Regions from separate parts of the Homo sapiens genome. Here region 1 is linked to region 2. The links are chromatin loops, found by intact Hi-C in ENCODE. Cell type or tissue: endothelial cell of umbilical vein. All regions are shown on one strand. Each heading gives the region's core, and the rest is flanking DNA. Links, peaks and the distances in the headings are about the cores only.

Region 1 (16,647 bases), core at 6,320-11,319, 110 kb before region 2:
GTGGCAGGTGTTATGGCCATGTCAGAGCTGAGACTGGGTTGGAATTAGCAACGCCCTCCTTAAAGAGTCTCTGTGTTTGAGGCTGATCAGTCTTCTGTCCTAGGAAGCTGGCAGAGTGCAGGGGCTGGGGGAGGCACTTTTTTTTCAGAAGTAATTTATAAATTGATACATACTAATTATACATATTTATGGGGGTACATATGATATTTTGATACATATATACCATGTGTAATGACCAAGTCAGGGTGATTAGGATATTTGTCACCTCGAACATTTACTATTTCTTTGTGCTAGGGACACTCCAAATCTTCTAGCTATTTCAAAATACACAATAATAGTCACCCTACTGTGCTATCGAGCTCTAGAACATATTCCTTTTATTTAATTGTATTTTTGTACCTATTAACTAACCTGTTTTCATCTCACCCTCTCTCCTACCCTTCCCAGCCCCTGGTATTTATCATTCTACTCCCTACCTCCATGAGATCAACTTTTTTTTAGCTTTAACGTATGAGTGAAAACACCTGATATTTGTCTTTCTGTGCCTGCCTTATTTTACTTAACATAATGACCTTCAGTTCTATCCATGTTATTGCAAATGACAGGAGTTCATTCTTTTTTAGGTGGCTGAATAATATTCAATTGTATACATATACCATGTTTTATTTATCCATTTATTCATTGATGGACACAGGTTGGTTTTGTTTCTTAGCTATTGTGAATAGTGCTGCAATAAACATAGAAGGCAGATATGTCTTCCATATCTTGATCTCCTTTCTTTTGGATAGATACCTGGCAGTGGGATGGCTGGAAAATATGGTAGACCTGTTTTTAATTTCTTGAGGAACCTTTGTACCATGTTCCGTAATGGCTGTGCTAATTTGCAATCCCACCAATCATGTACGAGCATTCCCTTTCTCTACATCCTTGCCAGCACTTGTTATTTTCTGTCTTTTTCTTAATAGCTATTTTAACTGCAATGAGATGACATCTCATTGTGGTTTTGATTTGCCTTCTCCTGTGAGTAGTGATGTTGAGCATTTGCTCATATATATCTGTTGGGTATTCGTATGTCTTCTTTTGAGAAATGTCTATTCAGATCATTTGCTCATTTTAAAATCGGATTATTTTGGGGTTTTTTTTTTGCAACTGAATTTTTCTTAACATCTCAACTATCAGGGAATGAGACTTAACCAAATTTTCTGCTTTGCTTGGAGCCCAAGAGTCTTGTGGGAAAAACAAGAGAACTCTGTCCATTTTTGTAATTTTAATATGTACTGCACTTTCTGAGGTACTTGCGGGGCGGCGGGCGGTGGCGGGGGGGTGGGGGGGTGGTGGGTGGGTCTAAAGGAAGCCAGAATGAAGACAGAGACAAAACATTTATTTAGAAAAAAAATCTCTTTTTGTGAGGAAGAATTTTGGCAGGTTGAGCCGAACTGAGCAGCAGGGGCTAAATATTAGAGTTCAGATAGGACGTGAGGCTGTGCTTATCAACCCAACATGGCCTTTAGTCCCCAAATCCCCTTGCACAACCACCAGGCCCCCTTCCCAGCTCTGCAATGCCTGCCCACTCTATCCACTCTATGGGGAACGGGGCTTTGTACAGAGGAGAGAACCAGAGGGGTTCAGCAGCTCTGCTGTGGCAGGCTCTTCTGCAAGAGTTCTGATGAGAGGCAGCAGGTGTTGTCCAACTGGCTAGAGATGGAGAGCAGCCGAGCTACATAGCTTAGAGGAGACTACTTGGCCTGGAGGGGTTAGTGGCCTGTGGGTGATGGAGTAAAAATGGTCAACAGGGCAGGGAGGCAGAAGGCAGGTGGAGACCATATCGTATATGTGACAATCTCCACCTTTCTTTATGACTTCTAGGGGAATTGATCCAAAGACCCACCAATTGGTGGACATTTGGGTTACAGCCCTGAAAATTCTTTGAACTGGTTGGGAAAAGGAAATTCAAAAAGGTACTGGACTTCCAGCTAATAAGTAGGTGTGTGGGTATGGGTGGAGGAGGATGTCAGGGCTGGGGGTGGTTTTGTATTGACTATTTGGATCTGGGATCTTATTTGTAACCTCTCTATACTTATTGGCTACTCTCACTTTGAATGTACTGGTTGTCCCCAGTATTTAGAATCATGACTTGCTGCTGTTACCTTATAGTTTAGCTTGTCTTATGGCAAGTGCTTGATGCCTGCTGTGTGCAAAAGCCTGCACTAAGTGCTGTGGAGGACGTTGTCCTGCTCTTGGCTACTCACTGTCCACACAGTCTGGCCTCATGATCCTTCCTCTTCATGAGGAAAAGTGCTTCCTCCATCCTTGGATATTTCTCTGCAGATAACACAAGTGGTAGACTAGAACATTTCCAAAATATTATTTTTTATTGTAAAATATCATTTTATATGAGAAAAGTTAAAATTTTCATTTTAACTTTTATATGAGAAAATATAAAATGTCATTTTATATGAGAAAAGAAAACACTTTCGCTCAGAGATCATCACTGTCAATTTGATATAAATTCTTAGAGTCTCCTTTTAATGCATATTTATCTTTCAACAAACATTGAGTCAATTGCATTTACAAAATGAATCACTCTGTGTATATGGTTTTGGAACTTGCTTTTTCATGCAACAATACATTGTGAATAGTTTTCCATGGATAGACAGAAAATCATTCCTCAGCTGGGTCTTGCAAATGACCTGGAGCTTTTATTTTTGTGGATGCTCTCTTTAATTAAAACTTGAGTTCCATATATGGATCTTTTCCTTCCATCCCTAAATTTGCATATTCCAAGAAGCCCATTTGTTAAAAATTATGAACGGAAGGATTGAAGGAAGAGAAATCCTTCTTTCCATTTAAGAACCACATAAAAATGCTCTGAATGTATATTTGACATTATCATCTGCTTCACAGATTTCTTTGGCTGGTATCCATTTAAATTGTTTTACTCTGTGCCACATGGGCTCTGTGAAGCTATCAGCTGGTCTTCACTGGGGAGATGTGGCAGAAGAGAACTGAGAGGTGGTAGAAGGTGGGAGGTGGGGGCAAGGAGAGTCATTGAGAGTAACCAACACTTGTTCCTGATCCAGGGCCTGGGGTTCACGGAAATGTCAGCATCACTCTAGTGAGGACTCATGCACTGAGAAGATTTTCTTTGGAGGCAAATTTGCCTTTATCTTCAAACCAAACAAAATCGAAATGGCCAAATGCAGGCTTTTCTTTTCTGGGGGCAATGTTTTCTGCAGAATATTAATAGGCGTTAGGAACAAAAAAAGGGTTCTGTGGTAAAGCAAATTTGGAAAATGCTGTATTTTACATAAACCTGTTTCTTCAATGCAGGACTTCTCAGAAACTTTAGCATGCTAATATGCACTCTGACCAAGAGAAGGAATCTGTCAACTTTCCCCAAACTCACACACTCTCATTCTCTTGATTTTGGGTATCTGTATATTAACAACTTTGGAAAATGCCAGTCCTGGAAGTATAGACTTCTATTGATACTGAAGTCAGGAAAAACAAAAGTGGTTCCGTTTTGTATTTAGGGTTGAGATGTTAGCCTGTAACTTGTCCTTCTTGGGGTTACTTCAGTCAAAAGCTACCTTCTAATGGGAGGTGGGTGTGACAGAAGTCGTTCTTGGGGATTTTAAGTAACAAATGCTAAGCTGAAATGCTTTTCTGAGAAATCTTTGAGCAGAGCTGGTTCTTTCCTTAGACCGCTTACAAAGTTTGCAAAATAACAGGTGTTGGCTGAGAGATGAAAAGTGTGTTTATAGGTCTCAGTATTTTCCTTCTTATATCCCTCAAACCTTTCACCTTTATAAGGGCTGTCATCCTGGAATGAGACCCAGGCAGCCTTCCTTCCTGGACGCCAGCTGAAGGATCTCTAGTTGCCATCCACGCCCTGCCTCCCCTTCTTGGAGCTGGTGATTTACTGCTGTAGTCTGAACGTTGGAGAATGTTCTTAATGAGCCTTACGACTGGGGGCTGTGCTTGGAGCTGCCTCTAACCACAACTATTCTTAGTAAAAAAAAAAAAAAAAAAAATTACCAGAAAACTAAGACCCCAGAAGAGGACCTCTGATGGGATGGTGGGTGTTTGAAAAAAAGAGGCAGGGTAGCATTCCTGGTTATCCGTAAATTAAAACAAACAAAGGCATATCACATCCAACTGTAGTCAATTGCTCCTATAAGAGAAGGAGTGTAATTCAAAGAGGTTTATGTATTTTGGCGGAGGATGGAGTGTGTGTGGGAGTTTGAAAGCATAGAATAACATGACCAGGAACTAGCTCCAGTGGCTGGGCAGCTCGTGCTTGCTCACTGCATCCGGCTAATGTACCTGGAGCCAATCTTTTTTTGCCTCCTTTATCCCTATTTGATCTCTTCCATGTCTGAGGCACCAAGGGGTGTTGGAAGAAAGGCTGCATGTTTCTGAGATAACATCTTATGTTTTCACAATTAGGAACCATTTTAAAGCATAGTTGAATATTGTACTCTTACTCTCGCTTTTTTTTTTTTTTTTTTTGACAAGGTCTCACTCTTGACCAGGCTAGAGGGCTGCGACATGATCATAGCTCTCTGCCGCCTCGAACTCCTAAGCTCAGGCAATCCTCCTTAGTAGTTGGGTCTACAGGTGCATGCCACTGTGCTTGGCTATTTACTTTTTGTAGAGTTGAGGGTCTTGCTATGTTGTCCAGGCTAGTCTCAAACTCTTCAGCTCAAGTAATCCTCCTGCCTTGACCTCCCACAGTGTTGAGGTCATACATGTGAGCCATGGTGCCTAGTTCTATCTTATTCTTATACCAAGCCTGTGAGCAAACATAGGATTTATCTCCATTATATATATATAAGACAGTAAAACATAGAGACGTTAAGATCTTATGCCTGAAATTATAAAGCAAGTTAATGGCAGAGCCAGAGGGGACTTGCCTTTCCAGTTAGGGGGCCCAGGCTTTTCTAATCTAGGACTCTCTGGGTTGCTACACTAACTTCCTGTGCTTTAACATTTCAAATGAAAAAGGACTGAGTTTTGGTCACAATGATCCACTTACTGCAAGTTGAATCAAAATCATTAAATGTGTTTATTAGAACACTTTTTTTGAGTCACCTTTCAGCTCCAGGGCTTAGGTTAGGATTGTGAAAATAAATGAAGACCCCTCAAATTAGAACAAGCAAAGGCTACTTACACATAACTCGCTCTCATGAGGGAGTCAGTCACCATCACTCATATTTGGCAGAGACTCCAAGGCAGGCAGAGGAGCAGGAAAGTTTCATGGTAGAACAAGGCGAAGACCTTAAGTACACCTTGATGAGGCTATTAGCATGGGGAAGTTACAGGTGGGCTAACTGAAGTGGGCATCCCATGTGATTAGTTAAGGGTGCTTATTTGGTTTTCTCCAGCTGGTCCTAAATTGGAAGTGGGAACAAAAATGAGGGAAGCAGTGAGTATCAAGTGTCGAGTCCTGGCCCTTTTGGATCAATTGCTATAGGGATTATTGTCTGGCTTTCTGGACTGGTTACTACAAAGAGTAGGTTGGCTTCCTGCACTGGTTGCTGCAGGTTATGGGTTACAGTTTTGTTGTTGTTGTTGTGGTTGCTTTTTGAGACACAGTCCCACTCTGTTGCCCAGGCTGGAGTGCAGTGGCTCGATCTCGGCTCACTGCAACCTCTGCCACCCTGGTTGAAGGGATTCTTCTGTCTCAGCCTCCCGAGTAGCTGGGATTACAAGCTCCTGTCACCTTGCCCGGCTAATTTTTGTATTTTTAGTAGACGTGGGGTTTTACCATCTTGGCCAGGCTGATCTTGAACTCCTGACCTCGTGATCCACCTGCCTCGGCCTTCCAAAGTGCTGGGATTACAGGCGTGAGCCACTGCGCCGGCCTACGGTTTTATTTATGTATATATTCTAGCCATTGTCCCTTTGTATATTCAGCTTCTCAGGATTGAGAGGGAGTGAAGGAATAGGGAGGGGATCTGGGAAGTGCATGGAAGTGAGGGTTCTGGCACCACCTGGGGGGTTAACACTTTGCCCCTACTTTTTTGGTCAGGCACTGTTGGTGGTTATCAGGAGATAGAAGGGGTTGAGAAATACTCCTGTAGTCTTAATATCCTCTCTCTTGCTTAATTTCATTTCATTTGACATTATTAGTTTCTGTTGTTTGACTTTTTTTTTTTTTTTTTTTTTTTCAAAGCGATGAGGTCTTGTTATGTTGCCCAGGCTGGTCTCCAACTCCTAGGCTCAAGCTACCCTCCCGCCTTGGCCTCACAAGTGACTGGGACTACAGGCGCACACCACCATGTCTGACTGAGAATGACTTTAATGCAGTAGACTACTGCTTATCATTTCCAAAGCAGTGAACTTTCAGATGCTATTAGCTAATGTGGACCCAGACCTCTGCCACCTGGTCCTGGATACTCTGGGTATTTCTCAATTCTGGTTCCTTGAAGAGATTCTACTTTGCAGGAATTGGAGAAGGTTTCTAAAAGGAAGGGACATAAGAAAGAAATTTTGAAGAATGGATGGCTTTTGGGGCAAGTTAAAAATGTGCTGGAAAGTGGAAAAGGCAGGGAAATAGGAGCAGTATGGGCAAATGTATGAAGTAGAAATATGTATTCACGGAATGGCAGATAGCCTGGTATAGGAATGCGATTGGTTTGGGGTGAGATTGGAGGGACCTTGAATGTCATTCCTAGGAGCTTGGGTTTTATATGTGTTGGAAGGCTTAGTGTTTTGAATAGGATCTGAAATCCAGCCCATCTCTACAAAATACAAAAAAATTTAGCCGGGTATGGTGGCGCACCTGTAGTCCCAAGTACTCAGGAGGTTGAAGTGAGAGAGAGTTGATTGTGCCCAGGAGTTTGAGGCTGCAGGGAGCCATGAACACACCACTGCACTCCAACCTGGGCAATACAGCAAGACCCTGTCTCCAAAAAGAAAAAAAAAAAAGATCAAAGTTGCATATTTAGGACGATTACCATGGCAAAAGAGTGTATGTTGACTTTGAAGAACCAGACGAGGTTGCAAGTGGTGGAAACTGATCTTAACTGCTTTCCATAATGAATAAGTAAATTTTAACAGAAATTAACACATCTTTTGAAAGGCAGCTGTCAATATACTTCCAATTGAATGTTTTGGGGACATCCAGCTTTCATATGGGTATAAATCATGAACCCACCCCAGATCCCACATGGAAATTCTGAAGCTATTCCTCAGGCTTAGCTGTGAGCCTGGGTGGAGTCATCAGTAGTCAATTTTAAAATGTTGCTGATAACAGGAAAGGCTAAGGGGGAGGAGCTATGAGAAGTGAAGGCAGGAAGTACAGGGAGCCAAGAAAGACAACTTGGTTTGTGTGGCAAACGGTAGCAGGGTATAGAATGAATGATTATACGGCAAAACAAGAGGAGAAACTTCAAATTATTCTGTTATAATGTGTCCTCACAAACCTTGGATTCTGTTTTTTTTTTTTTTTTTGTGATGGAGTCTCACTGTTGTTACCCAGTCTGGAGTGCAATGGTGCAATCCCAGTTCACTGCAACCTCCACCTCCTGGGTTCAAGCGATTCTTCTGCCTCATCCTCCCGTGTAGCTGGGACTACAGATGCGCACCACCACGCCCTGCTAATTTTTGTATCTTTTTTTTTTTTTTTTTTTTAGTAAAGACGGGGTTTTGCCATGTTGGCCAGGCTGGTCTCGAACTCCTAACCTCAGGTGATCCGCCCACCTTGGCCTCCCAAAGGGCTGTGATTACAGGCTTGAGCCACCGCACCCGGCCTAAATTCTTTTTTTAAAAAATTTTAAATTATGTCAAAATTTGACTAAATCTGTATTGACCGAAAATCTAGCTTTTTGGAACAAATGCTTAATATTAGATTATTTACTTGTCAGTGTTCTAAAAGGCTTCAAATAAGTGCATAATCTTTGACGTGATGCATGAATTAATCTTACTGAAACTATCAGATGAGTTTTCAAAGAAGTGTACATGAAGATGCTTATTATTTATAATGGTGAAAAAATGGACACAACAGGAAAATAATTAAATACATTATGATATATTTAAGCAATGGCATGCAATGCAGCCTTTAAGATGATATGACTATATGTTGACTTGGAAAGACATCCATGGCATGCTAAGGTTTTTTTTTATTATTATACTTTAAGTTTTAGGGTACATGTGCACAATGTGTTGGTTAGTTACATATGTATACATGTGCCATGCTGGTGTGCTGCACCCATTAATTCGTCATTTAGCATTAGGTATATCTCCCAGTGCTATCCCTCCCCCTTCCCCGCACCCCACAACAGTCCCCAGAGTGTGATGTTCCCCTTCCTGTGGCCATGTGTTCTCATTCATGGCATGCTAAGTTTTAAAGAAAGGAGGTATCCAAACTTTGGATATAATATGTTCCCATTTTTGTACTTTAAATATGTAAATATTCTTATATATAAACATCTGGAAGGCTACATAGCAAATGCTAACAGTGGTTTGATCTAAGCTATTTGACACAGGCTTCTCTATTTTCTTCTTTAAATTTCCCCTTATTTTCCGAAAAAAAAGTTTTTGCCATGAGAAAATAGAAATTCATTTTACAAGTTTACTTCTGTTAAAAGAAATAAAATGGTTAATTCTCGTGGAACATCTTTGGAATAAAAAGAGTGTTTACTCTTTAATAAACATATCTACATATTTATAAATATACAAATATTTATAAATTATATTAGTGTATATGTAGTATATGTGCGTTTGGGTTCCAGTGGCTAAATATACATGTCTATTTATATAAAGGCTATATATGCATAGTCTAGGAAATCTAGAAAATATGCTTTTTTGATGTGGTCAAATTTTCTTTTGTAAAAAGATTAAGTGACTCTGCATAATGGTGTGTTTTTTCCCTTAGAAATTCTAGTCCTTTCCAGGTGGGAAAAATCACTGCCTCGGCTCTGGATCTTTCAACCAAGGCTTGGAGAGTGGTTGCATAGCAACTACTGTTGGCGTAAATGACCAGTCTTGGTTCTCTGGGGGATGATATTGACTTGCACAATAAAATGATGCATTCAGATACTTTGCCAGCTATAATAGGATAAAAGAGCTAGGACCTTTTAGGAGCCATTTGAAAAAAGACTTGGTAAAATGGAGAGCTTCAGTTTGTTCCGTTGGAAATGATGAATCAAATACAGGACAGCTTTGAACAATGAAATTCAACAATGCAAATTCCTCAGGAAAGGAATCATTTCCCTTCTTTTCATCAACATTCATTAAGTTCCTACCAGGTACCAAGCTCTGTACTAGTTGCTAGGGATATAGTAATGATAACAAGCAGTCTCTACCATTTGGGAGCTTACAGGACAGTAGGAAAAACACAAAAGCTAATAACTCTAATACCTGATGCTAAGTGATCAAAGTATATGGGAGGATGTTATGGGACACAGAGAAAGCATATCCAGTGCTACCTTGGGATTGTTCAATAAGCCTTTCTTGAGCAGTGACTGTGTGTTTTGACATGGGGCTACAAAGATGAAAGAGACTTGGCGCCTGGCCATAAGGATTTAAAACCTGACAGAAGAGACATATAAACAATTCAATCTAATACAATGTGGTAAATGCTCAGCTAGCAGAGGGATTAAAGTATGAGAGCACAGAGGTAGAGATTAATGAATGATTTAATGCCTACTTAATACTCTATTGTTTGCAAAACCCTTAAACATACGTGATCTCATTTGATGTTTATGAACAGGTAGGATTTATCTTTCTCTTATTGATGAAGAAACTCAGGCTCAAAGATGTTGTGATTTGTCTAAGGTTGGTGTCATAGTCTGCTTGAACTGTTGTGATAAAATAAGACAGACTGGGTTACTTAAACAATAAAAATGTATTTTTTTACAGTTCTGGAGGCCAAAAGTCCCAGATCAAGGTCATATGGAGCTGGTTCCAGGTAAGGGTTCTCTTCCTGGCTTGCAGATGGCTACCTTCTGTTTGTGTCCTCACATGGTGGAGAAGGAGAGACAGTGAGCAAGCTCTCTAGTATCTCTTCTTATAGGGACATTAATCCTATGTGACCAGAGCCCCATCTTTTTGATCTTATTTAACTTTACTTCCAGGGAGGCCCCATGTCCAAATAGAGCCGTGCTGAGAGGTTAGGGCTTCAAAATAGGAATTTTTGGCGAACACAGACACTCAACGCATAAGAGTTGGGCTATGTACTTGGGGCTTCAGCCAATAAATCGGGTGTGTCTGTGTGTGTGTGTGTGTGTGTGTGTGTGTGTGTGTGTGCTTGTGTATTTCCTTCACCATATTAGATCTATGAGGCATTTTCTCCCAATGTGATGAATCTGTGACTCCCTCTTAACATTGAAGACATAAACAGGTCTGACATTTTGGGTCTCTGGCTACTCTTCCTTTCCCAGCTTATCTTTAGGACTTGCTGACATGCAGTCCTTTCTACAGTGCTCTCCTTGGGCTTATGCACAGTCCATCTGTACCCATTTAGGTCTTGTCACTTGGAATCTTCAGTTGTAAGGAGATCATGACCTGGAAGCTAGTTCTGTTTAAAAAGAATTGGGTGCCTGGGGCAGGTCCCCATTGCCCTATCCAGGATGAGACTGCAGCCTGCTCCAGGACCATTTAGAGAAGTAGGAAGGAGGTGGTAGAGGTAGCCAAGGCAGCAGCCAGGACTTACAGGGCTGGGAAGGGCATTTTGCCCAACAGCAGCAGCTGCCGTTACATGTTGGGCTTCCTGTCTTCTTACCCTCCCAATCAAGGAGCACAGCAAATGCTTCTTCCTGCCTGTGTGGGGCTGATGTGCCCACTTCCTGGCTTCCTCCAGCCTTGTGATCTTCAATCTTTGCTGCACATTCAAATTACTAGGGGGACATTTAAATACTATTAATGCTCACCTTATCCCCAGAGATTCTGATTTAACTGGAGTGGGACTTAGGGTCTCTAGTTTTTGAAAGCTCCTCAAGCGATCTCAACATGTTGCCAAGGATGAAAATTGGACACATTCCGTCTGCCCCGTTTTCAAGGGGGTGGGGCATATGCTGTGATTCCCAGGCTTCTACAGCCTCATCCAATTTGATTCTCTCAAGACCTGTGGGATAGAAGGTATCATGACCTTAGAGATGAAAGCCTGAGACTGCATTTGGCCTGTGAGCTGGGAGGGGTCTGTTAGTAGGCAGAAGGTTTAGGTAGAAACAAAGGCCAGACTTGCTATAAGGAAATCAGGAAGGAATGATATTGTTTTCTTGCTTTTTAAGGCAGACAGGATTTCATTCATTTGTTCATTGAACAATATTTATTGAACAGCTCCTCCATGCCAAGTGCTGCACCAGGGGATGGGTTAAGACGTAGCCCTTGACACGTGGCACCCTCTGGGGCTCAGCCTTGGGTAGCGATTCTTTGGAGAAGTGTGCATTGTCAGAGCATTGTGGAACTGGAAAAGACACTGCCAGGGACAGTTTTCTTCGCCTACATGACTCATATACTGAAAGAATGAAACTAATTTCTTCTTCCATTTAAAATTAAGCCTAGTCAGAATTTGTAATCTTGCTGGGATGTAAGTTTACAAGCCATAGCAAGGGATAATCATGGCAAATTTGAACTATGGCTTGATGACCAGGAAGAGAGAACATATCGCGCTAGACCCACGAATTCCACTGACGGCTCTGACACCCACGAAGTCCATCCATCTCTGTGCAGGGACATTCCACTAAACAAAGCCAATTGATATCTCACATTCTGAAGATTTTTCAAATATTATTACTAAGGCATTTTCCCTTGTTTTGTTTTAATTCAAGTGGGTTTTTATTTGAGACTTAGAGGTCATAAGTTTTATATCCTCAGGCTCGATTTAAAACCTGGCCACAACAGATAGTAAACAGCGGTCTCATTTTCTTGTAACAATAGTTCATGACATTGTGGTAAGAAACTACACTTGGCAGCTGAACATAACAAAAAACGCATGGTCTTTGGAGTTGAACTGGCCCAAATACGAATCCTGTTCTGTCATTTACTTTGTTGGGATCCAGGGCAAGTTACTTAAGCATTTTAAGCCTCTGTTTCTTCATTTTCAAAATGGGTATAGCAATGTGAAAGAGTATATATATGCCTTAAACAGTGGCTAGTATGTAATTGGTTTTTGAAAAATATTCCTTTCTCCATGTGTAATGACATGACACGTGGCACATCTCAGGACCCTGGTTTAAGGAGATGTGAAGCACATAGAAGGTCTTAGTTGAAATTTTGCATTGGAAAAGGAGATCTTATAATCTCCACCATGAATTATAAATATCTAAGGAAGAGAAACAGTGTGTTTCTTATGCTTGCAAATTGCCTTTAATCTTGTATGCTTGTGAATAGTTGAATGACAGGCAGACACAACGGCTTTACGTTCAAGTGACAAGACAAACAATAATACCTGTCAATAGAGACTTACCTCTGTGCCATACACTTTACATATCTTATTATTATTTTTTAAAGACAGAGTCTTGCTCTGTTGCCCAGGCTGGAGTGCAGTGACATGTTCACAGCTCACTGCAGTCCTGACCTCCTGGTCTCAAGCAATCCTCCCACCTCAGCCTCCTGAGTAGCTGGAACCACAGGCAAGCGCCACCACGCCCAGCTGATTTATTTTTATTTTTGTAGAGATGAGGTCTCACTATGTTGCCCAGGCTGGTCTCAAATTCCTGGGCTCAAGTGATCTTCCTGCCTCAGCCTCCCAAAGTGCTATTTTATCCTCATAATAACTTTTAAGAGAGGTGTTATCTCTATTTGCAAATAAGGAAACTAAACAGTAGTCAGGTTAATTGTCTTTCCCAAAGTTACACAACCAGTGGTAGAGGTGGGATTTTAAGCCAAAAATTGTCAGTAAATCATTGTAGATGGTGGCTATCATATTAAGAAGGCTATTTCTTGACTAAGCTCGGTCATGAGATTAGCATTCCAGTACCAACATGCTGGACACTTGCTGAATAGATGAACACATAGAATCAGTGCCTGCAAGCAGGGTGTGCCTAGTTATCCAGCAGGATGATTTCCTGGATGAGGGTTCGAGCCAAGTGAATGGGGTAATGGCCCCTAACAAACCCAGGGCCCTTGGGTCAGTGGCATCTACAATGCAATGATTACATGCTAATAATTTCAGTATTTGCATTATAGTTCAGGAAATAGAAGAACAAGTCTTTTCTTATTGCTTTGCCTTTGTTGGACATTTTGGTTGAGTACAATTTTTCCTTATCACCTTCTGAATACTTTCTGAAATACTTTCAACTGCAATTCGACTTTCAGTCTTTGCAAGTGTATCCATTGGGTGATATGTATGGTGTTATGACATTTATGTTCTAATGACACATAAGGGCTTCCAGATTTGTAGTAAGTCTAGAATTCATCTCCAGTGACTACACTGAGCAAAAACAGAATATGCACTTTGTAATGATAAAAATTCTTAGTAATGGTTCTGTAATTAGCCTAATGATTTCAACAACTGATCTTTAATATGCATGAGCTTAATTCCTGTTAAGAGCAGAAATCTCAGATTCCTCTCAAGGTCTCCCTTCATACTTATCTTCAGTAATTTAATAAATGTGTATGAGTCTATAGTTGCTCATGTTTTCTCCATTTATATGCATTTATCTGGGTCAGCATGTGGTTAGAGTGATGACATACAAAGGAAATTCAGGCCTCTTGTCTCAGAGCCAGAGGCCTGTATAAACATTCCTGTGTCTGAGATTTGGGGGTTGGAGAAGGTCTCTGGACCTGTCCCCTCAAAATGTCAGGAGCTTACTGCATCTCCCAAAAGGATAGTGCCTAGAAAATGTAGACTTTGTTGATAAAAAATACATAGTGATCATTACATTGACATTTGAAGTATCTGGTTCTTTTCAGATTAGGCAGATGATAGTAAAAGGTCATTGGTGGTGTTGATGAAGGAGAGAGTGGTTGATGAGTAGGATATTAATAATGGCCCTTTACTGAGGCAAGCAAACAGAACCTAACAGACAATATATAGGCAAATACTGTTAAAAACACGGCGACACAAAAACTCACAGGGCTCCACAGAAATACAAGCAAAAACAAACTCCAGACCTCTTGGCTTAACATAATTCCAGAAAAGACCCAGTAAGGATCTGGATAAAGTGTCCATGGCCAAGAGGAACTGAAAAAGTCAGATTCCAGGGGTCCTCACATTTCTGGTTTCCCATTAGATTTTATCTCCCATCTCAAGCAGTAGGATCTGGCAAGAGGGATACAAAAGACTCTGCAATTCAACTTTCAGAAGAGCTGGGGGAAGAAGCAAGGCCATGCCTCTCTGTTAGTAATCCTCTGTGCTTTAGACCACAGTGTGAGAATTTGGAGGTGAGAGGGCAAAAGGAGGTTGCAGCAGGAATCTTGGCCTGGGATCAGTTTGAGGGAGTTTTGCATAAAGGTATTTACTTTGGGAAGATAATATTAGCTCAATTATTTCCCATGGAAACTGGAAAATAAACTCCCACTTTAAACTAAACACATGCACATACTTAGTTTCTGTTTGCACTCTTTCCCTGACTAGTGAGTGAGAAAGGTCTGTGTGTGTGTGTCTGTGTGTGTGTGTGTGTGTGTGTGTGTGTGTGTGTGAGTGTGTATGCTTCTTTGTGGCCCTATTTTTGCTTTGCTTCAACTTATTTCGTCATTTCATGCTTGCTGCCTAGCAGACATGGATGGGTGGATTTTGATCAGAGTTAAAGGCAGTTTGCCCACTATCTGCCATGGTGGGACTTATGCCTGCCAGTCGGTAGGCCTCCCTGAAGTTCATCTTGTCTTGTCAAAATGCTGATGCATCAAGATTGATGTGTTTTGAGTAGGAATTATTTTTCAAAGCCTTGTTTGGGCCAGTTCTGGTCTGGTGCCATGTCTTACATAGTGTATATCATGAATCTTCACTGAGAAAGAAACAAGCCTGTGTTTCTGAAGTGTCCTTCAGCTTAGGTTTGCCCATACACTTTTGGTAAAATTCCTTTTCCAGAAGCCTCAGAGTGAGTCCAGGATACAGAAAAAGAGGAGTGTATCATGCTTGTGGGTTTAACAGTTTATCTGTCACCACCTCCTCCCCACCCCATGAAAAGGCCAAGCTGTCTCACTGGGGATAATTTAATGCCACTCTTCTAGGATAACAGAGAGTCACTTAATGCATGTATTTAGTCAGTCTTTGAAGTAAAGGAAGGTGTGTCGATTTCTGTGTAGAAGCGGTATGCCCAAAGGAGTGGAGTGGTTCTACTCCTCCTCCTTCACCTCCTCCTTCCATTAATTTTGAGCACTGCATAAAGCATGGTATTATTGAGGATGTTGCTGGGGATGTTGTTCCATTTATTTTTACTACATATCAAATCACTGCATAGTTTTTGTAGGTTAGAAAGTTGTAAAGGGCTGTGATGAGTGGTTCTGGAAGGGTGTGTCTCCTGCAGGAACCTATAGGAGCTTGGGTCTGGCTTGGCATCTCTCTCTCTCTCTCCATGTAGTCTCAGGGTATCTCCATGTGATCTTTCCATTTGGGATAATTTGGGCTTCCTCACAACGTGGTGGCTTCGGGGAGGTAGACTGTTAAATGATAAATCAGGGCTTCAGCGCTAGTGCACCAGTGAACTAGGGGGAGGCATCAACTTTCCTAACAGCCTTGGAAATCATGTAGTATTACGTCTGTTGCATTCTGTTGGTTCTAAGCAAGTCAGTGTACTCAGAGATAAGGAAAATGGATACTGACCCTACTTTTTGATGGGAGGAGTATCAAGGTAATATTGTAGAAAAGCATGTGCCATCTTTGGGGGATACAATTTGTCATAGGAATAGCTCTATTCAAGAAAAAATAATCACAGTAAAGACAGTCCAACTGGCAATAGTCCTTTCGGGAAATTCTGTGATCTCAAAATGTTGCATGCCAGTTTGAATGGTAAAATATACACTGACCTTTCTGTGAAATCATTTTTTTTTACTTTAAAATGTTATATTGTGGTATACTTTACATTCAATAAAATAAACACATCTTAAATATACAGTTTAATAAATTTTGATAAATGTTTGCACTCGTGTGACAACCACCCCTGTCAAAACACAGAATACTTCATCACCCCCAAAATTCCCTTGTGCTCTTATGGAGTAAACCCTTGCTGTCTTTGGTCTCAGGCAATTTCTGTGTTGTTTTCTGTTACTATTGATCAATTTTACCTGTTTTAGATTTTCACGGAATCTGACAGCATATACTCTTTTGTCGGCATAATAGTTTTGAGATTCACTCATTTTGTTGTATGTAATGTAAATCAACATTATTTCTGAGTAATATGCCATAGAATGAATATACTGTAATTTGTTTATCCATTCTCCAGTTGATAGACATTTGGGTTGTTTATTGTTTTTGGCTATTATGAATAAAGCTGGTATGAATATTCATGTACAAATGCTTATGTAGACATACCCTTTCATTTCTCCTGGATTAATACTAAGGAGTGGAATTGCTGGGCCATATGGGAAATTTATGTTGAACTTTCTGAGAAACTGTCATTCTGTTTTCCACAGTGGTTGTTCCATTTTACATTCTCACCAACAACATAAGAAAGTTTCTGTAACTTTACATCCTCACTGTACTTGGGTATGTCAGTCTTCAATTTTAGATAATCCAGTGTGTAGTGCTTTAAATAT
Region 2 (16,647 bases), core at 3,842-8,841:
CTATGCTGTTTAAAGTAGAAATTGGAAGACCCATGAACAAGCCTTCCCTCTGACTGTGAAAAGTGGTATAGGGGAATTCAGTATAAGTTCTGTGGAGATCCTCAACAGGAGGACACCTATGTCTTTCTGGGCCATCAGAGAAGCCTTCAGAGAGGAATGAACTTCTGTGGATCCTTCTTCACAGTTTCAGGTGCCTCTTACTTTGAGTAGCGTCTGGGATGCCCTTGCCTGGAGAAATGATCTCTCCTGTCTGCTGCTTTCTTTGTCTTACTGAGGCTTTAGGGATTATGTCTCTTGGAATTTTTATGTTGATTTTTTGACCTCTCATTCAGATCTCTCATTTTGGTATTTTGTTCTAGTTCTCTATTAGCAGGTTGCAAGTTTTGGATTAGATGATGTCTGCTCTACACCTACTTCTTGGGTTATTCCATCTCAGGAACTCATTACTTCACAACCAGAGAATGCATATTTCATCGTTTTAAGTTTGTTTCATACTCGTGGTGGTGGTGGGGAATTCTAACCTCCTTGTCTCTGGCCAAACCTAATGACATTGATGATAAAGGACTTGGAAATAATAAATGAAATACGGTCACTCTGTGGACCAGGATAATGTTCTCCTAGGAATGTCTTCCTCAGTTACACACAACAAGAATCTGGCTCTTAGAACTTCAAAATTAAACATCCAAGTCTACTGATAATGGAGCATTTTAAGTTAGAGGAAATAGTATTCTTGGAAACTAACCAAAATAGTTAGAAAATAAAATGGGTTTAGTAGGTGCTTTCAAAGGGTGTACTACAGACATTAGTATAAATGAGCTTGGACAAAAATCCCCTGTCTCTGGTATATGTATGTCACTCCACACTATCCCTTTCTTTCTCGACAAGGAGATTTTGTTATAGAATCTGCCTAATGAGAAAATCAGAAAAAGAAAAGGTGATGTTCTCATTTCAAAACAAAGCTTAAAAATTATATCAATGCATTAACAGAAAGATATGTTAGTGTACTTTAATAGATTTTATGTGATTCATTCACAGCTATGATTTTATTGTGAAACTGATTTCTTCATAAACTGGGTTCCTATGCAGTTTTTCCCAGGAAAATGAAAATGGATGATCAAAATGATAAATACTATAAATTAGTGACAGCCTTCTGGGTAATCAAAAGATTATTTTAAACGTGTAGAAAATGCTAAAATGGGTCTTTTCATCTCTCAATTTCAAGTGAGGCAACAATATGATAGACATTAGACACCAAAGTGGGTGTGAAACAGATTGTCATATGCAGACTTTACAAAAGGAATGCTCAAAGAACAGTTTCATAACTTTGAAACTCTTGAGTGCTTAATTTACTTTGAGAATATAAAAGTGTAAAGAAAGAGGAGACACGCGGGGACATTATCAGCTGATTTTCTGGGGAGAGAATTATGGCTGTCTGTGAGTTTCCACCTCTCTTCCCTACAGGAAAAGAGGGGTGTGGAGGGGCTGTCTTCTAATGTCAGGTTGCAGGAGAGGGAATTTCACGAGGTCATTTGGCAAGTTTTCTGTATACTCCCTTGCAGGGAACTGCAGTTGGAGGGGTCAGGGACTGGTGCCTGGGAAAGCTAAGGAGGCCAGTGGCAGCTAGAAGGAGGTGGTCACTTTGTCTCAGCATTTGTCAGTAGGCGGTAAACACAAATGTTTCCTGTGGACCAGATGTAGAGAGAGATGAGTCCAAACTGTTTTAAGTCTGTGATAGGCAGCTTTCAAAAATGGCCTACCATGATTCCTGTCTTCTGTTATTCATGCCCTTGTGCAATCTCCTCCCTTGGAGTGTACGCTGGACCTAGTGGCTTCTTTCTAATCAAGAGAATATGATAAAAGTGATGGGATGTCTCTTTCATGGTTAGGTTACAAAAGACTGTGATTTCTGTCTTGCTGGGCACTCTATTCCCTTCTCAGCTTGCATGCTTTGGTGAAGCAAGCTGCCATGTTGGAGAGGACTACCTGGCAAAGAACTGAGGGTGACCTCCAGCCAAAAGCCAGGAGGAGCTAAGGCCCTCTGTCCAGAAGTCTGTGAGGAGCTGAATCCTGATATCAACTATGTGAGTGAACTGGGAAGCAGCTCCTTTTCAGTTCAGCCTTGTGATGACTGTGGCCCCAGCTTTGTAAGAGACCCTGAAGCGGAGGACGTATCTAAGCCAGGCCTAGATTCTTGGCCTATAGAAACTGTGAGATAATAAGTGTGGATTGTTTTATTTAATTAATTAATTTATTTGTTTATTGAGACATGGTCTTGCCCTGTCACTCAAACTGGAGTGCAGTGGCACAATCATGGCTCACTATAGCCTTGATCTCCCAGGCTCAAGTGATCCTCCCACCTCAGCCTACTGAGTAGCTGGGACTATAGGCATGTACCACCATACCCAGCTAATTTTAATTTTTTTAAAATATAGTACTAGAAATGAGACCCTGATCTGTTGCCCAGGCTGGTCTCAAACTCCCAGCCTCAAGAGATCCTCCTGCCTTGGCCTTCCAAAGTGTTGGGATTACAGGGATGAGCCACTGGGCCTGGCTGATTGTTTTAAGCCTTAAGTATTAATAGTATGGTAATTTGTTATCCAGCCATAGCTAACGAATACAAATTCCTATCCAAAAGGACACCCTGGGGAATGAGGAAGCTTTAACGGTAAGAGTCTGTGTAGAGTGGACAACTCAATAACCAGTACAGAGTGGGAAACAGCAGCGAGGGGGACAGAACATGTCACTCATGTCAAGGAAGCCCAGCAGAGGAGCCTCTGATGAGCTCTTAGAGGCACCCATGAGAGAAATGATGGATTGTAACATGTATCAGGCCCAAAAAGAGCAAAGCCATAAGCAAAGAAGACTTCCCTTGGCCCTCTTTCCCTTCCTTCATCCCTCATACCACTCTCAGAGGGGCTGAGGCTCTGGTCAGCAAAGAAGAAACAAAGAGGAAGTGAGTAGGTGGCAACCACACCCCTGGGCCCTTCTACAAGTGGTCTGCTTAAAGCAGCTCCCAGATGAGGAAGGAAAGAAGATTTTGCTCTAACTTCAGTTTAGATATTAATATTTGGGGCTAGCCAATTTCTGCTTGTGAATTGAGCTTGCCTTTTGTGACTTAAAATGACCAGAAAAGCCAGCGCTTTCTTTCAGGTACTGAGGAAAATCATCCCCACTGAGGATATATTTAAAGTTGTGTTTTGATATATCACCAACTGTGTTGTTTGACATGCTGGTTACAAATATATTTTAAGTCTTTGAAAATTGGTAGATTAGTTATTCTGTCTATAGCAATGTTCCTAACTATGTCATTCCATTTTCCAATAATTTTAGGCAATAATTTACTATATTATTCTTTATTTTGTTTCTGTACCAGGAACATACCAGAATTCTTTAAAGTTCAGGATACAATCTCTTGGGATTTTTAACATAATGTTTACAAATTAAAATCTGGATGAATGTGTGCACAGAGGTTGTTTAAAGCAGTGAAACTTCTCTGTATGATGCTATAATGATGGATACAAGTAATTATAAATTTTTCAAAACCCACAAACTGTACAATACCAAGAGTGAACCCCAGTGAAAATTATGGGCTTTGGGTGATAATTGATGCAGGTCTATCAGTTGTAATAAATGTACCACTCTGGTGTAGGGTTTTGATAGGCTGTGCATGTGTGGGGGCAGGGAGTATATGTGGACTGTCTGTGCTTTCTGCTCAGTTTTGCTGTAAACCTAAAACTGCTCTAAAAAATAAAGCCATAGCTGAGCATAGTGGCTCCAGCCTGTAATACCAGCACTTTGGGAGGCTGACATGGGTGGGTCGCTTGAGCCTAGGAGTTCCAGACCAGCTTCAGCAACATGGTGAATCCCTGTCTCTACAAAAAATTAAAAAAAATTAGCCAGGCATGGTGGCTTGTGCCTGTAGTCCCAGCTACTCAGGAGGCTGAGGTGGGAGGATCTCTTGAGTCTGGGAGTTTGAGGCTGCAGTGAGCCACGATCACACCACTGTACTCCAGCCTGGGTGATAGAGCGAAACCTTGTCTCAAAACAAAATTAAAATATAAAATAAAATAAAACCATAAAAATAAATTAAGATCGCTCCCTTCTTGGCTGTATATGGGATGTTATTAAATATGTAATAAATTTGTAATATCCTTAGAGAACAAAGAGAAAGAAGCTTATCTTACTATTGAGTTTATTTGGATTCAGCAATGAAAGTAAAGAGAATTGAAATCTCTGAGGGGGAGTACTTAGGAAAAAGTAAACAGAACATAACTAGCCTGACAAAATAGAGGAGAAAAGAGAAAACATTTACACAGTTACAGATGGCATCTTTTAATTAGGTGAAGTGGTAAGCCAGCCCAATGCATTCTCTGTCCTCCTCTGCTCTGTGCCCCAAGAGACTGGCCTCACTGGACTCTATTGCCAAGATCCCTTGCACTTTGGTTTGCAGTTGGATTTGGCTAGTGGAGGAAGGTCACATGGCCACTTGTTGTCACACCCCCTTGCCCTGGCACTGTCTTAAGAGCAGCCATGTTCCTCTATGGTCACAGAGTCTGGAGGGCTTTCTTCTTCTATGGTGGCTGCTCTTACCAAGCTCTGATAATATTATTTCCTGTCCCCTGCCTCTTTAGGCCTAGTGATAGTAGTGGCTTCTTGCCGCTGGTAGTTTTTGGGTTCCTCAACACCCGCCGTGGTTCCCTTAATCCTGGCCACACCTCTGTGAAGGATCCCACCACTAAAAATGTCCTTCAAAATCCCAGCTGAATGTGCTGTTTCTTTCCTGCCAGGATCCTCATTGACACACGAAGGAGCCAATTACGTTACTGAAAGATCCAGAAACTGCAATGAAATAACCTAATCTGGTTAATAGTTTTATTATGTAGAAAGTATTTGCTTTCTACATCTATCCACGTCTTAGAATTATACGACCTGCTTACTTTTGCTTTTTGTATTATTTGACAGCAAGTGCTCCTGTAACCTTCTTTCAAGACCTTTTGATTAGAGGAGATTATTTTCAGTTTTTTGCCAGAGTGGACTCTGAACCATTCTTTCCTTATTGGACTCTTGTCGAGCTGACACTTGCTGTACACATTCCACAAAGGCCTTGAACCTGGCCTCTGACCTCCTGAGATCCTTGGCAGTGGCTACTTTTGTTCCACCTGCACCTAACCATGCCATGTCGGGGGGATTTTATGCTTTGAAGTCTGGATTCAGCAACTCTAAGCTGGCTGTAGGAAATTAATTATATGGAAATAAAGTTGAAACCACAAAATCACCTGCTAACCAAAATTTGCTAAAATGAAATTTCCTTAAAACACCAGTGTTAATTCATTCCTCAGATGCATGCCAGGTGTGACAAATGAATCCTCTATGCTGTGGAGGTTGACAGATTCAGACTTTATGGAAAGAGGAACTATAGCCAATCCCAAACCTGGGTCCTTTCCAGAAAAGAAAGCTGTGCCTTCTGGCACAAGACCAAATTACCCAACCTGGGATCTGTTTGTAGGATTTTGTCTTATTAATTTTTATGGCATTTTGCCTAAAACAAAGGGCACACACAAAAAATCTGTATTTGGTTGATGTTTCAGATGAATGGAAGTTTAAATTAATAGATTAAAATCCATCCTTAGAATTCTAACACCGTCAAGATGTGGCTGGTTAATAGGTAATTTAATGTAGCTAAAAGAATAAAACTTGTTTAAAAACAGGAGGCTCTATTTTCCAAAACAAATTTTGGTGGTCACTAGTGTTAGTTACGAATTTTATCTCTCTTCTTCAGGATTGCATTTCCTGCCTCTTTGAGATTAGGCATGGCCACATGGCTTGCTTTGGCCAATGAAACGTGAGAGAAAGTGTCAGGTGTCAGTCCTGGGTGAAAACTTTATGCATGAGTGTGCTATGAGTCACACTTTCTTTCTTTCTTTCTGATGTTATATCCAGAAAGGCTTGTGATAGTGGCTACTGCATTGGCCTGAATCCCTGAGTAAGGGCCAGGGAAGTAGAGTCCCTGTCAACCCGAGGTGATCATGTAGCATGAATGAGCAATATAGCTTTGTTGTTTGAGGCCAGTGAAATTCTGGGATTATTTTTCCCCCATGTAACTGAGCCCATGCAGGAGTGACAAGTTCCTGATAACCTCATGCTAAAACACAAAAAGAATAGTCTCACAAAAATACTACATGAGGAATACAGTAGTCCCCCCTCATCTCTGGGGGATACATTCCAAGACCCCCTGTGAATGCTTGAAACATGGATAGTACCCAACCCTGTATATGCTATGTTTTTTTCCTATACATACCTACCTATGATAAAGTTTAATTTATAAATTAGGCACAGAGATGAAAAACTAATAAAATACAACAATTATAACAGTATGCTACCATAATCACTCTTGTGCTTTGGGGCCATTATTGAGTAAAATAAGGGTTCCTCAAGACAAGCACTGCAGTACAGTGACAGTTGATCTGATAATCTAGATGGCTACAAAGTGACTAATGGGTGGGGAGGCAGACAGCACGGATCCCCTGAACAAAGGGATGATTCACATCCTTGGTGGGACGGAGCAGGAAGGCTGGAGATTTCATCAAGCTACTCACAGCAGCATGCCATTTAAAATTCATGAATTATTTATTTCTGGAATTTTCCGTTTAATATTTTTGGACCACAATTGACCTCAGGTAACTGAAACTATGGGTAAGGGGGCCTACTATATTATATTTGGGAGTTGCATTTCTGATCAAGGACTAAGCAGCAAATAAACCTAACAATCATACATATGACCTGTAGGTGTTATAGAGAAACAATTTTACTTTAGAGTAGATATATTTATAAAATAGAAATTCAACAGCTATAAAATTTCATTATAATTTAAAAGTCTTTTTTATTTTTTTGAGACAGAGTCTCACTTTGTAACCCAGGCTGGAGTGCAGTGGTACGATCTCAGCTCACTGCAACCTCCACCTCCCGGGTTCAAGTGATTCTCCTGCCTCAGCCTCCTGAGTACCTGGGATTACAGGCATGCGCCATCACAACCAGCTAACTTTTGTATTTTTAGTAGAGATGGGGTTTCACTATGTTGGCCGGGCTGTTCTCGAACTGCTGACCTCAAGTGATCCAGCCACCTCGGCCTCCCAAAGTGCTGGGATTACAGGTATGAGCCACCATGTCAGGACATAATTTAAAATAGTCTTATGCAATGCACACTGATTCTGTAAGAAACCCCAACTATGCTGTGTCATTAGTTTTACCTTCCATAAATAATAGAATTTTAGAAACTTGATTTTGTTGTTGTTGTTTCTTTTTGTTGTTTGCCTTCCTTTCCTGAGCTTTGAGGAGCTCTGGTGGAGAGCAGGGAATGGAGGTGGCAGGAGGGGAAATGAGTTGATGCCTTTTTTATCTTATGACAAATATTCCTGCTAGGTTCTAAAATCATTCAAACTACTCTCAAAATTGCATTTGTCTGTTTCAAGAAGTCATGGCATCCAAATAGTTGAAGACCTCTTTGAGTATTTTCATTCTGCACACTTGTAGGGCGGGGATTCTTGAGTTGGATTTGTCTGGTCCACTTTCTTAGCAGGTTTGTTTTCCTCTTTCTTCTTCCCATTAAACAACAGTGGGTTACATTTAAGGTAAAGAAATTGGATCACAGAGTGTCCGAGGGCTGTGGGAAGGAGGGAGATAGTGGCCTTTGCACGTCTGCTTTGAGGATAATTTTGTGTATTTTTCGAAAAACCGTTCCGTTTATTTTTTAGCACTAGGTGGTAAAGACTTAGTTCCCACAAGCCTCCCTGAGTTGGTTCCTAGTTCTGGCAGCAGTGGCCTCTCAGGAAGTTACTAGAAACTTCAAAACAGCCAAAAGAGAGTCCTGAGTGTTCTTCAGTGAAGTACTAGGTTTAATTTTCCATGGGTTGCCTATTTTAAAACTATGCAGACAAGATTAACTTGTGGATTTTTTCCAAAAGAAGCTGCAAAAAATTTCTGTCTCATGGAAGAATCATCCCTGAAAAGTTTCTTGCCTGGTAAGACATGGACCAGTTATTTTTTTTAAATAGATACCCAGATTCTCAAAATTTTTTTAAAAAATGAGTCCTAACATCTTACTGTTTACCTTATTAATTAGTAAGTTAAATAAAATATATGAGTATTCTTTTTATATTTGTCTGAGAGTCATGATTGCAGCAAAGGCAGGCAGGGAAACTGCATTGTCCATCTTCATGCTGGACCATGGCAGAAATTTAAAGCCAACAAAGCCAAATTAAAAGCTGAATTTAAAGCCAACATTGATATATAATTCACATACCATAAACTTTACCTGTCTTCAGTCTTTTAGGACTGGAAGTAGTTTTCAAATGATCGAAAAACATTCTAGGAAGAGAAAAACTAAGCTATTCGAGGGCAGTTTTGCTCAGTGTCTCAGGACGGTAACATCACCCCTAGGTTTCTGATGGTCGTTGGATTAAGGAAGGTGTTTGTGAATCTTTGTTTCCCATAAATGTCATCAGGGCTCTGCTTCACACAGGGGTTGTATCCAACCAGAGCATTCTGTTTTATTTGGTCTGAGTTTGCTGATGTTCTGTGACAACCAGCTCCGGATGTTTTATAAACAATTAACCTGACAGTTTGATGGATGAGGGTAACATTTGGGTATCATCTGCACTACAATGAAAGACAGATGATTATTTTTGACAGAAACGATCACCACTCACAATGTGGAAATGGTGAAGCCAGATCCCCGAGGCTCACACTGTCTATAGAATTAGGGCCAGATCAAAACCCACTTGAGAGTAGGCCCAATAGCCTGGGTGACGGACCCGATTTGGGCATTGGATGTGAGCTGCAAAGGCACACAATGTGTTTTAGAAAAGCCTATGTTTGCAGTTCCAAATGTGAGTGAAACAAAGAGAAAGAAAGGCAAGTCCAGCTCTGGCAACACTAAAATCAACAGGCCAGCATTGGCCCTGGGATTCATTTTAATTCACAACGTAGTTTTTAATGTTCTTTAAGTTTTGTGTCCTATTTTATTTCTTAATCAATTTTTAAAAATTGGCATATAATTCACATACCATAAACTTCATCTGTTAAAATGTACAATTCAGTGGTTTTTAGTATTTTCGTAGATATGTGCAACCATCACTCTCTTTCCAGAATATCCTTTCCATCACCCCAAAAGGAAAGCCTGTACTCATTAACAGTCATTTTCCCCCAAACCCTGGCAACATGAATCTACTTTCTATCTCTATGGGTTTGCCTATTCTGGAGTTTCATGTAAATGGAATTATCTAATATTGGTATTTTGTGTTTGGCTTAATTGACATAGAATAATGTTTTTGAGGTTCATCCATGTTGTCACGTGTATCAATATTTTATTCCTTTTTATGGCCAAATAATATTCCATCATATGGATAGACCCTATTTTGTTTATCCATTCATCAGCTGATGGACATTGGGCTTGTTTCTACTTTTTGGCTCTTATGAGTAATGCTGCTACAATTATTCATGCACAGGTTTTTGTGTGAGCATATGTTTTTCCATTCTCCTGGGTATATGCCTGGAAGAGAAATTGCAGTATAAATGGTAACTCTATGTTTAACTTTTGAAGGAACTATCCATTAGATTTTTAAATAAATCAGGTGAGTATCAGTGTGTCTTCTCATCTCTGTAAACAATCTGAATTCTTTGGGAAGAAGATGGTGATAGTAGAAAAATGTATAGACCAAGTGGTTTGTGGAATGCAGTGAGTGGGAACTGTCCCTGCAGGTGTCTGAGTCTATGACAGCAGCAGAGATACTGGTTTCTTTTTGGGAGGGAAGCATATCCATGTTGCAGCCAAGGAGCAGGCACATCTGCCACTAGCCAGTGGGGATGGGTGGGATGACTGATTTTTTCCTTTTTTTTTTTTTTTTTTGACGGAGTCTTGCTCTTTCAAACAGGCTAGGGTACAGTGGCACAATCTTGGCTCACTGCAACTTCCACCTCCCAGGTTCAAGCAATTCTCCTGCCTCAGCCTCCCAAGTAGCTGGGCTTACAGGCATGAGCCACCATGCCTGGTTAATTTTTGTATTTTTAGTAGAGATGGGTTTTACCATGTTGGCCAGGCTGGTCTCAAACCCTTGACCTCAGGTGATCTGCCCACCTTGGCCTCCCAAACTGCTAGGATTACAGGCGTGAGCCACTATGCCCAGTCAATATTCCCATTTTTTTAAATAAAACATCAGCCAATCCAGAGAAATACATTTTGTACCTACTATGTATGTTGCACACTGTGCGATTGCTCTGAAGGGTACTAAGAAGTATAACACAATGACCTTGGCTCTCTAGGACTGGATAGCTTAGTCCTGGGAACCAGATACACACGTCCTGCAAAAATGTCTTAACCAAATATCAAGTCGTATAGTATAGATTATAGGTTTTCTAGGGAACAGAGCATTCAGTGTGGGCTGTGAATATATGTGGGGGTCCCATATTCATAGTTTCCTCCAGGAAAGGGTAATGTGAAACTAAACTGGGTCTAATTGTACATATGTGATTCATCTTGGAATGGAAGAAGCATCTACTTTGCTTCCTTTTCCTCCCCCAGGCACTGTCTGTCCCCAAATTCATAAGACCAATGAACCCTGCTGGGACAACGATAGGATTTGTTTTGATCACATGGTAATTTTGAGCAAGAGGGCCTGGAAGACATATGGGCCTTGTTCCAATGTTCTATGAAGAGCAACGTGTCCCCTGGGCGAGTCACCCGACCTTCTAGACTCTGGCCATAGAAAAAAGTGGGCTTTTCTGGACACCAGATGCCTCCATGATTTGATTTCTTTTTGGTATATGACTCACATGGAATGATTTTAAAAATTGCTGTGGACCAAGTAGTGTTTCTGTCCTTTTCTGCAGCTGAATCTGGGCACATGAAGATGAAGCTGAATCAGTATTTTTTCTACACTTAATTCAATTCAGCACAGCAGGATCTGGATGAGGCAGGAAATGAGGAAGCAGAGGAACCCAGGGTGAATGTGAGAGACGAAAGTTCTGGTTCAGCTTAAAGTTAAACCAACACAAGGGTTAGATGGGGCATTGTGTAAATCAGCATTTTGTTTCTGAATCAGAGACAGAGACATTTTGGGTAACAGAGATAGGAGACATTTGAGCTGCTTAGGGGAGTTTTGTTCTAAGGTCATACTTGAATTTCTTAGAAATCAGAGTTCCTATCATTTTCCCAAAGAACACAGTGAGGATTTGGCCTCCTAGTCATTACTGATCAATTTAATACCATGTTAACAGTAGTATAGCAGTTTTGCAAAAAAAGGAGGAAAAATCCCAGAGTTCTTTGGATTTAATAACATATAGTAATTTAGAGCAGATACATTTAATACCAGTGTTCAAGGCTAGCTACATATGGCATGGAAAATATGTTTTAAGTTGGTCAAATCCAACACATTGGAAAATAAGTGAATCAGCTATAAATCTCTGAGAAAGGCAAAGCCATAGGGGTGGACCTCCAGTTTGTTGGAGGTTTCACATGGAGTGGCCCCCAAGTCACTAGAGTTTGAGGTTCCTTTTGCATGTCTGGAAAGGCCTTTGAAAATCAAGCATGAGAACTATTTTATGAGAGCTTACTATGTGAGCCAGGCACCATTTTGAGTATTTTCCATGTATTAATTCCTTTAATCCTCAAAACAATTCTATAAGCATGGTGGATGCAAGTTACTCTCAAATCATTCAGAAAAAAAATTTAAAAAACAGAGAGAGGGAAAGAAAGAGAAGGAGAAAGCAAGTGGGGAAAATGCTACACAGGAGGAATGTGAATAAAGAATAAATAGGGCTGGGTGCATTGGCTCGCACCTGCAATCCCAACACTTTGGGAAGGTGATGCGCAGGTGGGTCACTTGAGCCTGGAAGTTTGAGACTAGTCTGGACAAATGGTGAAAGCCCAACTCTACAAAAAATACAAAAATTAGCTGGATGTGGTGGCATGTGCCTGTGGTCCCAGCTACTCTGGATGCTGAGGTGGGAGGATTGCTTGAGCCCCAAATGTCGAGGCTTCAGTGAGCCAAGATCGTACCACCACTCTCCAACCTGGGCAACAGAGTGAGACCCTGTCTCCAAAAAAAAAATTAAAGAATAAAAATGAGGAAATAGGATTTCTTTGTACTAATCTAGCTCTAAGTTTGAAACTATATCAAAATAAACACTTAACAAAAGTACCCCTATGAAGAAGATGTTATTCTCATTTTAGAGATGAAAAAACTGAGGCACAGAGAAGTTAAGTAACTTGCTTTTGGCCCCCTGATACCAAGTGGTGGAGCTCGGATTCTAGATCATGGTTCAGGGAGGTTGATAGGGAAAGAAACACAGATATAGAAATACTATTAGTTGTTCAAGGGGTTATTTTGATCTTTGTTGACAACTTCATACTACAGACCGAATATTTGTGTCACCACCCCAACCCCAAATTTACAGATTAAAATTCTCACCCCCAATATGATGGTATTTGGAGCCCTTGGAGGTGATTAGGGCATGAAGGTGAAACCCTCTTGAATGGAATTAGAGAGCCCTCACTTCTTCCACCATGTGAGAACACAGTGAGATGACGGCCATCTGTGAACTAGGAAGAAGCCCCTCATCAGATGGCAAATCCTCTGGCATCCTGATCTTGGACTTCTCAGCCTCTAGAACTGTGAGAAATATATTTGTTGTTTATAGGTAACCCAATTTACAGTATGTTGTAAAAGAAGCTCTAACAGACAAAGTCACCCCGGAAGCATAATTTTGGTCTTGTCACCAAGCTTAGCATTTGGGTGCTTGGGCAAATCTAGTGGAGAGGCAGGCAGGCTACAGGAAGTGGAAACTATGAGAGCCAGGAGGTGCCTAAGATATCATCTGATTGATTGCTCTGCGAAGTGTGGTCCTTGCACTGCTGCTGGCCCAGACACTGTTACCTTTTTTTGGCCAGATAAGTACAGAAAGTATGGGTAAGCATTTAGAATTCTTATAGAAATTTGACATTGCTGCACCTTCCAAACATCATTCTTCTGGTAATTCATTTTTTTATTGTATTTCACAAAAACACAGTCTACAATAGATTGGGGTGGGGGGAAGAAAGGAAAAATGTGTTCCTTCATTACACATTTAGTTTGAGAAGCAGTGGTCTAGTCATATTCTATTTACAGGTGAGACAACCAAGGCTTGGAGAAGTATTCTGAGAGCTGTTTCAAGGTCTCATAATTATACAGTGGGAGAAGAGGATCTAGAACTGGGTCTTCTGCTTCTAGCTCTGGTGCCTAGCAATCTTTAAGGGATGCCATTCCTACTGAGCCATCACATTCTAGGCAGCCATAAGGGCAGCCTAGGATCCATCTCTCCTTTATCTGCAAGTTGCCCCTGGGTACCAAAATAGGAGCCAGAGCTCTGGCTAAAGACTGCCCATATCAGTCTTTGTTGGATTCAAGCTCTGGGGTTAGGGAGAGAGGACATCTCTCTGGGAACATTGCTGCTGACATCTCATTGTTCCCTGCCTTTACTGCTCACTTGCTAGTTATTACTTGGAAAAGATTGATCACTGGTGAGAAGAAATAGGAATTCAGGTTATTAGGAACGTTTCCCAAGGATATAGCACCTTTTTAATCCCACAGAAGTTCATAAATTTTCCAGCTGTGCCAGAGGCACATGGTTGCAGAGCGTGAAAGCCAACTGGCACTCTAAATGGAACAAGTGGAAAATTCTGCCTGTGAAAGCCAAAAGGAATTCTTCACCTTAATTAAGAAAAAGCTCTGCAATATTGAAAGTCTAGGTAGAAAAGACAAGACTTGGCATCTGACTTCTTTAAAATGAACTCTGCTTAATTAGGACTTAGTTAACATAAATTGGAAAAGATCAAGACCAAAGCCCATTGAATTGGGTCCAGTTTAGGAATTAAAACTGTACAGTTCAACTCCTGCCCTTGACAGCAGTTCTGCCTTCTTAGTTTTATAGGTAACAAACTTGATCCCCTTCCTAAGGGAATGTGCGTAAGCTATCTGCTTCTCTAGGGGAAATGAACTCTAGTGATTTTGAGAGATTACATTTAAAGGGCAATTTTCATTTACAGTTATCTGATTCAATACGTGTGGAGCTTTGCATCAACCAAGAACTTGTTTAGGGCCACTCTTGGTGTCCGGCTGCTTGCAAAAGTCAAATCAGTAAGCTATGTAGGACAAAATGTTACTCAGGTTGAATCACTTCATATTAATGAAATGTAAATAAAACCAGAGAAAGGGAAATTTTAGAAATCCAAATAAACACCCTTAATGTGATTTGTCTTCCCAAACAGTTCCCTGGATTCTCTTTTCTGTGTGGTCATGTCTCAAATGCCTTTTAGTGATAACCCTGAATACTCCACATTTCAACAAGATACAAACATTTCTCTCTTGTGTTCTTATTTGCTGTTTCTGTTAGAAACATGAAAACCACATCAACTAGATGGAAATCCTAGAGGAATTTAAGAAGAAAAGATCAATTGTTTGACAATAAACGTGGTAAATCCCATGTGATCAAATAAATGCTTATACATGAAAGCAAGAATATTGTACTTTGAACTCTTAACTATAAAGTTGGGCTAAAAATGATTGGGCAGACCTGTTGGTAGGGGAAGCTGTATTTCAACACAAAATCTAAAAAGTCTTAGATGATGAGGCAAAGATCAGTGGACATGTGAGAGCTGACATTTTCTACTACTGAGGTTGTTTTGTTCTTGGTTTAAGAAAATGGATCTGGGATAATCTAGTTTTTATGAACTCCTGCAAACGAAGCGGCTTTAGTTACGTTGCAGTTGTTGAAAAGGACTGACCCTTCCCTGTAGCTTTGATGTGCAGTGTGAATTTGGCAAAGGGAACTTAAGTTTGCCTTTCAGTGCTGAATGGCACCATTACCGAGGCTCATGTATCTGTCAGAAAAATCACTTCTCTCCTGGTAAAGCCCCTTCTGTCTCAGGATCATGTGAGATTCACCACACAACACTCACTAAACATGGTATCATTTTTACGTAATGAGGGAGTGAGAACTGGAACCTGATTTCATATTTTTTCCCACAGATTTTACTTTCTACTCTTGTCAGTCATATCTGCAAGGCTGACAGTTACCAGGGGCTGTGGCCAGGCATGAGGGAGAATGTGTCATTGCTGGCTGCGTTGGTCATAGCAACGTGTCTGCCTCAGAACAGATCCAGCATGGATGAGCAAACAGAAAAATGTGTAAGAAGGCTTGTGACTGAAACAGACCAAGGGTGAGTGCCGGGACTGTCCATCAGAAACTTTCAATGATCAGTAACAGGATATTCACACAGTCATTTTACTTTTCAATAACTTATCAAGTTGACAAGCAAATAATTAATAATGGTTTGTCACTGGTTGGCAACTTCTAAAAAAGTCTATGGCTGAGAAGGACACTCATTTCTCATAACCTCAGCCAGTACTGAATTACAATGCCAATCAGCAAATGTATCAAACGCCAGAACACTGTTAGCAGCAGCTGAGGCATCAGTATGAGTGAGACATATTTCTTATTCACAACAGAAACTCAGAGTCAGTGGAAGAAAAATATGTAAACACATTTTTCTAATGCAATAAGATGAGGGCTATAATAAATGTATGAAAAAAAGTGCTACAGGAACACAGATGGAGGGTTGATTGATTCTGCTTGGGAAAGTCTGAGAACGCATCACAGGGAAAGAGAATTTAGCTTCTTCGAAAGATGAGTAGAATTTATTAAAAAGGAGGTTATTTTAAGCAAAGAAGTGCATCATATGCGAAGGATGATGTCAAGGATGTGCTTGTCATTTTCAGGGTGTAAGCGTAGAGCAGTTTCATTGTCATTATCTCTGTGTGTTCAAGAGGTACATTCTCCCAATAAATCTAATTTTCAGGACTATTGTCTTCCTTTGGACTCAAAATCTAATTTGCAATGCAAATCTGAGCAGTGACTTCCTTGTTTCAACGGTCTCAGACTGCCCCTAGAAATGATGAATGCATGGGTCCCATAGGTGAATGCATTGGTCCACAGGCAGAGAGAATGGAGTTCCAAGTCAGTCAGGCCAAGGTTCAACACAAGGAGGTGGGAACTTCAGACTGGAAGCTGAAGCAGTTTCTATGGTCATTAGCGGCAGAGGCCAGCCCAGAAGACCAGGGAGACTTCACTCCAGTAGAGGCCAGAAGAAGATTCCCACTATCGGCTTCAGATTCCTCTTTTGTAAAATGAGCTAGTTTGACTAGATCTGTTGCTGGCAAACTTTGTTTCCTAGGCCCCAGGGTTCCATGAAGGTTCTTCTGTGGCTGGTGATGAGAAAGAGTAAGGCCAACTTGGGAAGGCTAAACCTCCTCCACCCCTTCACTTCACTAGAGTAGTCTGATTTCATTTGTTTTCATATTGGCAATCCACATAAGATAAGTTTGAAAATGGTATATTTTACAGTTCAGACAAAAAGGAAAACCTTGGAATAGAGAATTAAGTGCTGGTTCTCTGGGATTCCAAGCCTCCTTTACTTCCTCTGAAATCCCATAGTACTTGATTTATGCCTCTTTATAACACTCATTTTTACCCTGTGTTATTTTTTATGTTTCAAAGACGTGCACTTGTTTTTTCTCTTATGGATGTTTTTGCTCAATGAAGGCAAGTACATGGTGG

The links. Hi-C counts contacts between places; a loop is a spot of excess contacts. Peaks named below come from ENCODE experiments on the same cell type or tissue, not always from the same donor. Only the 100,000 strongest peaks of a DNase experiment are listed, where the experiment ranks them.
Region 1: a loop joins it to region 2, with 5 times the contacts of the local background. A loop is called at or near these places in 2 of 110 quality-filtered maps.

What each region holds. Positions count from the first base shown.
Region 1 is chr2:37,445,958-37,462,604 of GRCh38, forward strand. No RefSeq gene overlaps it. Among named protein-coding and RNA genes, the nearest start is that of LINC03063, 110 kb to the right of the region's middle. In endothelial cell of umbilical vein, for the core only: no CTCF peak of the experiment used is centred there; a DNase peak (open chromatin) is centred at 9,304; H3K27ac peaks cover 3,649 bases.
Region 2 is chr2:37,555,943-37,572,589 of GRCh38, forward strand. LINC03063 (long intergenic non-protein coding RNA 3063) reads left to right here and starts at 6,544. Exons shown (of 2, transcript NR_187223.1): 1 at 6,544-6,677. RefSeq lists enhancers at 2,847-2,896, 14,836-15,145, 15,246-15,305 and cis regulatory regions at 5,575-6,171, 6,329-6,687. In endothelial cell of umbilical vein, for the core only: no CTCF peak of the experiment used is centred there; DNase peaks (open chromatin) are centred at 5,869 and 6,519; H3K27ac peaks cover 2,629 bases.